Regions from separate parts of the Homo sapiens genome. Here region 2 is linked to region 1. Evidence: chromatin loops called from intact Hi-C (ENCODE). Cell type or tissue: dorsolateral prefrontal cortex. All regions are shown on one strand.

The links. A loop is a pair of places that touch in the nucleus more often than their neighbours do. Peaks named below come from ENCODE experiments on the same cell type or tissue, not always from the same donor. Only the 100,000 strongest peaks of a DNase experiment are listed, where the experiment ranks them.
Region 2: a loop joins it to region 1, with 12 times the contacts of the local background. A loop is called at or near these places in 58 of 110 quality-filtered maps.

What each region holds. Positions count from the first base shown.
Region 1 is chr5:81,192,525-81,197,524 of GRCh38, reverse strand. All of the region lies in intron 18 of RASGRF2 (Ras protein specific guanine nucleotide releasing factor 2), which reads right to left. Among named protein-coding and RNA genes, the nearest start is that of CKMT2, 38 kb to the left of the region's middle. RefSeq lists enhancers at 4,429-4,935, 4,936-5,000. In dorsolateral prefrontal cortex, CTCF peaks have their summits at 2,082 and 2,288 (motif pointing right); a DNase peak (open chromatin) is centred at 2,324; H3K4me3 peaks cover 875 bases; H3K27ac peaks cover 1,585 bases.
Region 2 is chr5:80,684,596-80,689,595 of GRCh38, reverse strand. All of the region lies in intron 8 of MSH3 (mutS homolog 3), which reads right to left. Among named protein-coding and RNA genes, the nearest start is that of DHFR, 32 kb to the right of the region's middle. In dorsolateral prefrontal cortex, CTCF peaks have their summits at 2,435 and 2,642 (motif pointing left); no DNase peak of the experiment used is centred here.

The DNA.
Region 1 (5,000 bases):
TGGCAGATGGTGTAATAAGTTATTCCCAATATTTTACTTTTTTTTTTTTTTTTTTTTTTTTTGAGACGGAGTCTCGCTCTGTCGCCCAGGCCGGATTGCGGACTGCAGTGGCGCAATCTCGGCTCACTGCAAGCTCCGCTTCCCGGGTTCACGCCATTCTCCTGCCTCAGCCTCCCGAGTAGCTGGGACTACAGGCGCCCGCCACCGCGCCCGGCTAATTTTTTGTATTTTTAGTAGAGACGGGGTTTCACCTTGTTAGCCAGGATGGTCTCGATCTCCTGACCTCATGATCCACCCGCCTCGGCCTCCCAAAGTGCTGGGATTACAGGCGTGAGCCACCGCGCCCGGCCAATATTTTACTTTTCACTGTTTGACCATAGTCCCAATTCTTCAGAAACAAGAGCCACTGGGGCCCAGGAGCAACATAGATGTCAATATCTCATCAATATTAAGGCTTCAGATGATGTTTTCCTAAAATTTCACCTATTTATTGCCAAACACCTTTTTGCTATTAGTTTTTTAAAATGTACATAAAGAGAAGAGAGTAATAGTTTGCCAGTGTTCTTTCCTTTGGTTCCACTCTCTCCCTCATTTCAAGGTAAAGGGATGTTTGTAAACGGTTAATGCTCTCACTTTCATCAATCTTTGTGCACTACATTCTCAGCCATCAGGACTTTATTTCCTTAATGAATATTTCACATATATTAGTGAGACAACTGAGTCCTCATGTAGCTATGTCAGGTCTCTAATGATACAAATAATCTGATTATCATAAATGCACGATTAGTGTGAAGGATATCAGGTTACTGTTTAGACCGTGCTGAGGGTCAATTAGTGGTTTGATCAACCGGCATTAGTGAGTACCTACTGTGCCCCATACTGGGCTCAACGGGGGAGGGGGGAGTGGGGTGGGGGACGCTTCTGGGGCCCCAGGATGGCAAATGTGGGAAAGGTCTTGTTAAGAAAAGCATAATGTAATTTTATTATTTTGAACTCTGGGAAGACTGGTCTGAGAGGGACCTTTGAAGGACTTAATGAAATCTGCCAAGACACTATTTGAAGCATGACAAATGGTCGCAGTTGAATAGTTGCTTTGCTGCTGATGATATAAATCAGACTCTGATATAATGCAAAGCAGAATCTCTGATAGTGGAGTATGAAATGGAAGAATTTTTGCCATCCATAATTTTCACTTACATTTGCACAGGTTTTTACAATGTACAAAGTGACCTTTAGTATATAATTTTTTGTTGTTATTTGTTTGTTTTTGAGACAGAGTTTCACTCTATTGCCCAGGCTGGAGTGTGGCACAATCTGGGCTCACTGTAGCCTCTGCCTCCCAGGTTCAATGGATTCTCACACCTCAGCCTCCCGAGCAGCTGTGACTACAGGTGCACACCACCACGCCCAGCTAATTTTTGTATTTTTTGTAGAGATGGGGTTTCGCCATGTTGGCCAGGCTGGTCTCGAACTCCTGACTTCAAATGATCTGCCCTTCTTGGCCTCCCAAAGTGCTGCAGTTACACGCGTGAGCCACGGTGCCCGGCCGTGTATAAAATTTTAATCCTTCCTTAGCTGACCCAGCATCAGACAAGTCAGGAACCATAATCTCATGGTCTCCCGTCACATATCGGCCACACAGGCTGAAGAGAGGTGATCACATGGGCTGAGATGAGAAGCATGGGGAAATGGAGGGGCTGGGACAAGAACACCAGTCCTTCTGACTCCTTCGTAGTCCTTTATACTTGCCCTTCTCAAACTGTCATGTGCACAGGGCTCACTAGGGGTTGTGGCTAAAATTAGATTCTGATTCAGGGGATCTGGAACAGAGATAAGGATTCTGCATTTCCAACAAGCTCCCGGGTGATGCTGATGCTGCTGGCCCGGGGTCCACCTTTTGAGTAGCAAGACCTTACATTACCTTTGTTTATCTATCAAAAAAAAAAAAAAGGTCACAAAAAAAAAATCTCAAGAAGTAAAAGAAATCTAGATCTTCTGATGTACTACCTAGAATGATTTTATTTTTTACAAATGCATGTAAAATACAGAATTGGTCATTCAAAAGTCCCTGTTGAAAATACAGTAGCTGCTCCTCAATAGAAAGAAATCTAAAGCAGCAAAAAGACATTTGCCCTATTTAAATCCAGAGATAAGTGATTCCTAATGTCTGGCTGACAGCTATGTTGTAATTGTCCGGCATGTAATTATTGGCTACATTTCCCCAAGTCCTGAAACGGTGGAATAAGACGTACCCGAGCGCCTTCTCGGAGGCAGCAATCGAGGCGCCCACAAGATGGCGCTCCCGGGTCAGCATTGGCTCTGGCGCGGGCCCCTGGGTGGAGCCCGCAGGCCTGGAGGAGGGATGTCGCCTGCCCATGTTTATGACACGAAGCCGCACGAAGCCTCATGCGCCAGGAGAGCGAATCCATGGCACCCAAGAGACCCCGAGGTACTTATTGAAGTTATCAAAGCAACAGCGTCTAATTTAGTTTTTGTTTTCCAATTCCTGAAGCAGGGATGTGGAGAGAGAGGATTCGAACGAAGAAACCGCCCTGCTCTCAAAGGTGGCGCACTCAGAAAATGCAAGACGTTTATATTTCATTCTCTGAAAAGGAGCCCATAGCTCTTGTTCCTTCAAAAAGAATTACTGAGTAACTCAACAAACAACGCTCTGCAGTGGAGGCGGAGCAGCAGACTTCTGGGTGGGTTTGCACATGAAAGAAACATTAACAAAAGAAACCAAGAGAGGCTTGAGGAGGGCGTCCATCTGCAAGGGGCCCCCCTTGGGGACGCCCTACTGACCCTTAGGAGAGGCTGGGCCTGGAAACTGAGGTCCAGAAACCACCTGCAAAAAGCGGGTAGTTCTGGCCAGGAACAAGACAAAAACTGTCAAGGGATGGAGTGTGGCACCCAGCACACGCTTAGGAGCAAAACACTGTCCACCGATGATGCCAGAGTCTTCCAAGGGAGAGATGCTATTGTGAGATGAGTCTATTTTACCAAAATTGTATTGACTCTACTCAACATGTTCATAAATAATTAGGAAAATTAGCATTTTACCTGGATCAGTTAAAAAAAAAAAGAACAAAAAACAAAAAACAAACAAAATCCTAAAGTAATTGTAAGTAAGACAGTGAGAGGTTGCCCCATGCTAGGTAATTTTTTTTTGAGACAGAGTCTCACTCTGTCACCCAGGCTGGAGTGCAATGGTGTGATCATGGCTCACTGCAGTCTTGACCTCCTGGGCTCAAGGGATTCCCGCCACCTCGGCCTCCCAAGTAGCTGGGACTACAGGCACATGCTACCATGCCCAGCTAATTTTTAAGATTTTTTTTTTTTTTTTTTAGAGATGGGGCTCTCTCTATGCTGCCCAGGCTGGTCTCCAACTCCTGGGTTCAAGCAATCCACCTGCCTTGGCCTCCCGAAATGCTGGGATTACAGATGTGATCCACCACACCTGGCCACATTTTAGCTACTTTATTATCTCATTTAATCGTCAATAGCAATACTGCAACATATTTACTATCATGATTTCCATTTTGCATATGGGGAAGTCCAGGTACAGAAAATCTAGGTATCTTATCCAAGGTCAGACAGTTAGCAAGTGGCAGGCCCATGACTTAGATCCAGGCTAAACTCTTGGCTAAAGCCTGAGTTTTTAAACTGCTTTTCTAACCACTCAACCTCTTGAGATAAAGCAACTATCGAGCTGGGCACGGTAGCTCATGCCAGTAATCCCAGCACTACGGGAGGCTGAGGCGGGTGAATCTACCTGAGGTCAGGAGTTCAAGACCAGCCTGACCAACATGGTGAAACCCCATCTCTATTAAAAAATACGAAAATTAGCTGGGCATGGTGGTGGGCGCCTGTAATCCCAGCTACGCAGGAGGCTGAGGCAGGAAAAGCACTTGAACTCAGGAGGCAGAGGTTGCAGTGAGCCGAGATCGTGCCATTGCACTCCAGCCTGGGTGACAGAGTGAGACTCCATCTCAAAAAAAAAGAAAAAGAAAAAAAGAAAAAAGCAGCTATCAGTGACTTAGTGGCTGCTGGCTTGGGGAAGGGAAGGCTGAAATGTCAAACAGTTGCAGAGCCTGGAACTATCTCCCTTCACTGATGACCATTTGAGACGGGGATCTGGAAACTGTGGTTTCCAGTCTGAATAAACTAGTTTGCATTAATGAGGCTAGATCATACACCAGAAAAATCATCTGCAAAGCAATAAATCAGATTTTCTAGCACTTTAAAACGAATCCCTGTTGATAGCTTAGGCATTTTAGAAATGATATTCATTCTTTCAGGAGAGCAGGGTAGTAATTAGTAATTTACTATACATGGCCAAGGGAACTCTAGGACATTGGGAAAATCTGATTCTATAAACACAGTTTGAGGCTAAAGAGAATTATGAGAGTAATTTTCTCAGTGTAATAAGTACAGTATATTCCTAACAGTGGCCAGAGGTTTTAAAAGGAAAGTGAAAATACTGCAGAGTGGATTAAAATCACACAAATAATTTTAAAATCTGGAACAAAGAGCTTATAAAGAAGGACTCAGGATGTGTTGAGCTCAGAAATAAGAGGTGGGGGGTTAATTTAATGATTTTCAAGAAAATGAAAAACATACTACTGTTTTCTGTCTTGACTACACAAGATGAAGAATTTAAATTGTGGTGTAGAGTTAGTTTAGACTCGGGCCAGTTTGTAAACTGGGAAGCTGAGGCAAAGGCACTGAATGATCATGATATATGCAAATCAGCCTTGACAGGTCTGGGGTACACAGGTTTGCATTCCTCATGTTCATGAACTAGAGACAACCTCCTAAACCAAGGTGGTTTTCAACTCTTCTGAGGAGAAGAGACCTTATTCAAAACTTTAACATTGAAACCCTCTTCCAGGGGAGATTGTGCTGGCTAAAACCTGGGATGAGAGCCTCTGCAGGGGACCCGCTCGCCTTGCTCACCGGCCACCACCGCTGGCCTGCCTGCGTCGGCGCCACCTTGGGGC
Region 2 (5,000 bases), 510 kb after region 1:
ATTTACTTTAATCTCAAATTTTGCTTGGACTTTATTCCTGTTAAAATAGGTATAAAACCTAGAGCACTAAGTTTTCAGTTTATAAATATTTAAGTCACATTATAATAAAACTAATTTAAGTGAAATGGGTGAGGAGGTTAGCAAGAATTATTTTTTCCTTTAAAATAGACTTTTTTCACTTTTACAACAAACATGTATTAACTTTGTAAATTTTAAAATTATAATTTAACAAATTTAAATAAGAAAATTCTAACACAAAGTAGTAAATTAAAAGGTTGGTAGGCCAAATTTGAGAAACATCTAAATAAAGTATAAGCTCCTCCCACTAGTGCCCAGCCAGCATCCTCAATGAAACAGCTCCAGTCTTCCTCTCTGGCCTTAAACATAATCATTCAGCAAATACTCACTGAACAGCTCTTCTGCACTACATTCTGTTGCAGGCTACTCTTGACCCATATTTTCCTAACACTCCAGTCAACTCGATGTTCCCAATTCCCTTTTCTCATCCTGTGACCACACTTCCTGGAATGCCCTCTTTCTACCCAGTCCCACCTTCCCACCTAATTTAGGCACCATGTTATTCATATCTATATGCTACCCACTGTTTGGTATGCCATTCCACATTTACTTGGCTCTAAATATCTAAGAATTATATTGAAATGACTTCATATGAACCCACAGAATTGAGCTTATTAAACTTTGATAGAACTGTAACACTGCAATCACGAAATTGGTACCATCAAGTACCGACCACTTAATAACATTTCGTATGTGTGAAGCACTTCCTCTTAACCAAATTAATGAGTAAGACCTGTTGTTTCTTTTACTCTCATTCTTTAAAAAAAAAAAAATTGAAACCTTTATACTAATGTTTAATTCAAATGACATTAGAAAGAAGTTGGACTTCAGTCATAACACAGATACCTAATTTGCATAACAATTCCTCTGATAATTATATAGTCTCACAGTTATCACTTCATTTTGGCACCAAAACTCTGCTAAATATTTTCCATTAAAAACTTGAAAGTCAAAGTACAATAACATAAAGTAATAAGTGATTTCTACTATATAAATTAATTTAATAAGAGATGAACACAAAATGAAAATGCTACTATGGTAATTTCAAACACGTGTCACCATAAGTGACATTCAGGTGGTACTATGCCTCCGCATAAAGAATCATGTTAGATAATACTTTTGGTTAAACCTCAGATGATGTAAGGCTCTCTGTGGCCAAAAAGACATAATAATAAGGTATTTCTAACACTGAAAGTAAACATAGTAGAGGTTATTCTTATTCCCCAACATTAAGATTTCAATGTTTTCTTTAAATCTGCAGCATACACATCTATCTTTGAGGAAGCACTTATGTGTTCAAGCATTTATTTCAAAGGTCAGATAGCTAAAGTCACTGTGGTACCACAGGACATTCTTCCACATGTCTTTTTCAAATGATATCAATGAGCTAAGGCTAGTTTTTAACCAAGTATCTTTCTGAATGTCATACAGTTTCAGTAAACTATAACAGAGTCAATAATGTAAAAAATTAGCTCACATCATTGGTTATACCACGTGTGACAAATTATAACTACACATCCCTACCTTGTCCTGGTTCTCCACCTAGCTCTTTAATTCCTCCCCTTCTGTTTGTATTCTTGCTCCTATTCCCAACTATTGGCATTCTCTAAGCTCCTTGATCTGATTCTTTTCTCTGTATCCGCTTTTTCCTTTAGGGAAATATTTATTTTTAAAATTCAACTGTCCCATCTAGGCAGTACACTCATCTCTTCCCTTCTATCATGCCATTCCTTTTCCCAGAAACCTTACTGCCTTCTACAGGAATCCATACCAGTTTGCTGGATTTCATAGGCCTTCACCCTTTCTTTCTCAATTCTCAACATGAAAGTTCCCTCTAATCAGAGAAATCTCCCTTCTGTCTTCACACTTCTCTAATATTTCCAGCCTGTGTGCCTCAGACCTCATATCATTTCCATACACACACAACATACCCTTCCCCCCTCCCCATTACCAACTCAAAGCCTTCTATTCTGCAAATGTACCAGCCTACCCCACCTCCTTCATACAGCCTTCCTTGGCTATGCCAGTGCTCAGGAAGCTCTCATTTCTTTGAACGCAAAATTGAGTGTCATTTGTGATGTTCACCTGATTCACCTGAAAAGTCAGTTTCCTTGAGAACTAGTAAATATTATTTGTTTATCGCTTTCTAAAGCTTTCCTCTCAACCATTTCTATAAACATACAACATTTCTAAGCTAAAGCAACCTTAACTGCAATTGATAAAGGGCTCGAGACTATTGCTTTCCATTTGTTTCTTTCTCTACATTTTTACAACAAAAGAAAGTGTAACAAGATAGTAAGACTGATTCCCTAAGACACAGGCTGAAATCTTACAAACATACTTTACATAAATAAAAATAAATAATCTAAGAAAAATTGATAGTGTATCATTATTTAGGAGTAATAATTTTAGATTACTATCATCTCTAATATTTGTTCTAAGTCACAATATGATACAAAGTAAATAAACCTGTACTTTCAGATATAAAAAGAAATGTGAAGATTTTAGTAACCATTAAACAGTAATTCACAAAATATCAAATCCTTTGGAGACCTCTTGTGGTTAAAGTTAAGAATACCAAAAACCCTAATATTTTAAGATAGACACTCCACAATTCCAAGCCATTCTTTTGCCTTTCCTCACACAGCTTTAACATATTATGTCTTCAAAATTAATAAAATATTATTAACCAGTAACTGACAAAAACTGCTGTTTTTACCTTTAGGTATATAGCATAAGAAAAAAATGGGGTACTTAGTCTGAGATACAAGAAACTACTTACCAGTGTTTAAAACAGACAAGAAGATATCACCAAAAACAAAACAAATTTTGTACTTGCAAATTTAATACTGTATTGTTTACTGGTTGTAAATATGGAAACAAAGAAGGTCATTATATAATGACAAAGGGGTCAATTCAGCAAAAGGATACGATAATTGTAAATATACATGCCTGAGGCAGGCGGATCACTTGAGGTCAGGAGTTCGAGACCAGCCTGGACAACATGGTGAAACCCCGTATCCTGTCTCTACTAAAATACAAAAAAAATTAGCCAGGCGTGGTGGTGCACGCCTGTAATCCCAGCTACTCGGGAGGCTGAGGCACGAGAATCGCTTAAACCCGGGAGGCAGAGGTTGCAGTGTACTGAGATCATGCCACTGCACTGCCCCCTGGGTGACAGAGCAAGACTCTGTCTCAAAAAAAAGAGAGAGAAAAAAAATAGCAGCTGGATACTTCAACACCCCACTTTCATCATTGGACAGATCTTCCAGACAGAAAATCAATAAAGAAACGTCAGACTTAATCTTTACTACAGACCAAATGATCCTAATAGATATTTAGAGAACATTTCATTCAATGGTTGCAGAATACACTTTCTTTTCCTCAGCATGTAGAGGATCTGATCATTATAGCATGAATGATCTAAACATTCTCGAGATTAGATCATATGTTAGGTCACAAAACAAGTCTTAAAACATTCAAAAAACTGAAATAATATCAAGAATCTTCTCTGACCACAATGAAATAAAACTAGAAATCGAAAACAAGAATAATTTTGGAAACTATACAAACACATGGAAATTAAACAATATGCTCCTGAATGGCCAGTGGGTCAATGAAGAGATCAACAAGGAAATTTAAAAATTTCTTGAAACAAATGATAATGAAAACACATACCAAAACCTATGTGATACAGTGACGGCTGTACTAAGAGGGAAGTTTATAGCTAAAAGCACCTACATGAAAAAAGAGGAAACATTTCAAATAAATAACCAAATGATAAACCTTGAAGAACTAGAAAAGCAAGAGCAAACCAAACCCAAAATTAATATAAAATAAAAATAAAAATCAGAGCAGAAATAAATGAAACTGAAACAAAGAAAATACAAAAGATCAACAAACCAAAAGTTAGTTTTTTGAAAAGATAAAATTGGTAAGACTTTCCCAGACTGTGAAAAAAGAGAGAAACCCCAAATAAACAAAATTAGAGATGAGAAAGAAGACATTACTACTGATACTACAGGAATTCAAAGGATCATTAGTGGTTACTATGAGCAACCATATGCCAATAAATCCGAAAATCTAGAAGAAATGGATAAATTCCTAAACACACACAATCCACCAAGATTGAACCACGAAGAAATCCAAAACCTGAACAGACCAATAACAAGTAACGAGATTGAAGCCATAATAAAGTCTCCCAGCAAAGAAAAGCCCAGGACCCAATAGCTTCACTGCTGAATCCTACCAAACATTTAAAGAACTAGACCCATTTTCCTCAAACTATTCTGGGAAAAAAAAAAAAAAAAAAAAAAGGAGAATACTTCCAAACTCATTCTACGAGGCCAGTATTACCCTGATACCAGAATGAGACAAATTCATATCAAATAAAGAAAATTAGAGGCCAATATCTCTTGATGAATATTGATGCGAAAATCCTCAGCAAAATACTAGCAAACTGAATTCAACAACACATTAAAAATATCATTTATCATGACCAAGTAGAATTTATCACAGAGATGCAAAGACGGTTCAACATATGCAAATCAGTCACTATGATACATCATATTAACAGAATGAAGAAAAAAAAACACATAATCATTTCATTTGATGCTGAAAAAGGATTTGATAAAATTCAACAACGCTTCATAATAAAAACTCTCAAACAACTGGGTATAGAAGGAACATACCTCAACATAACAAAAGCAACATATAAAACAGACCCACAGCTATTATCATACTGAATTGAGAAATATTGCAAGCCTTTCCTCTAAGTACGATAATGATGCCCACTACCACCACTGCTATTCAACATAATAGTCCTAACTAGGGCAATCAGACAAGACAAAGAAATAAAGGGCATCCAAATTGGAAAGGAGGACGTCTAATTATTCTTGTTTGCAGATGAGATGAACTTACAT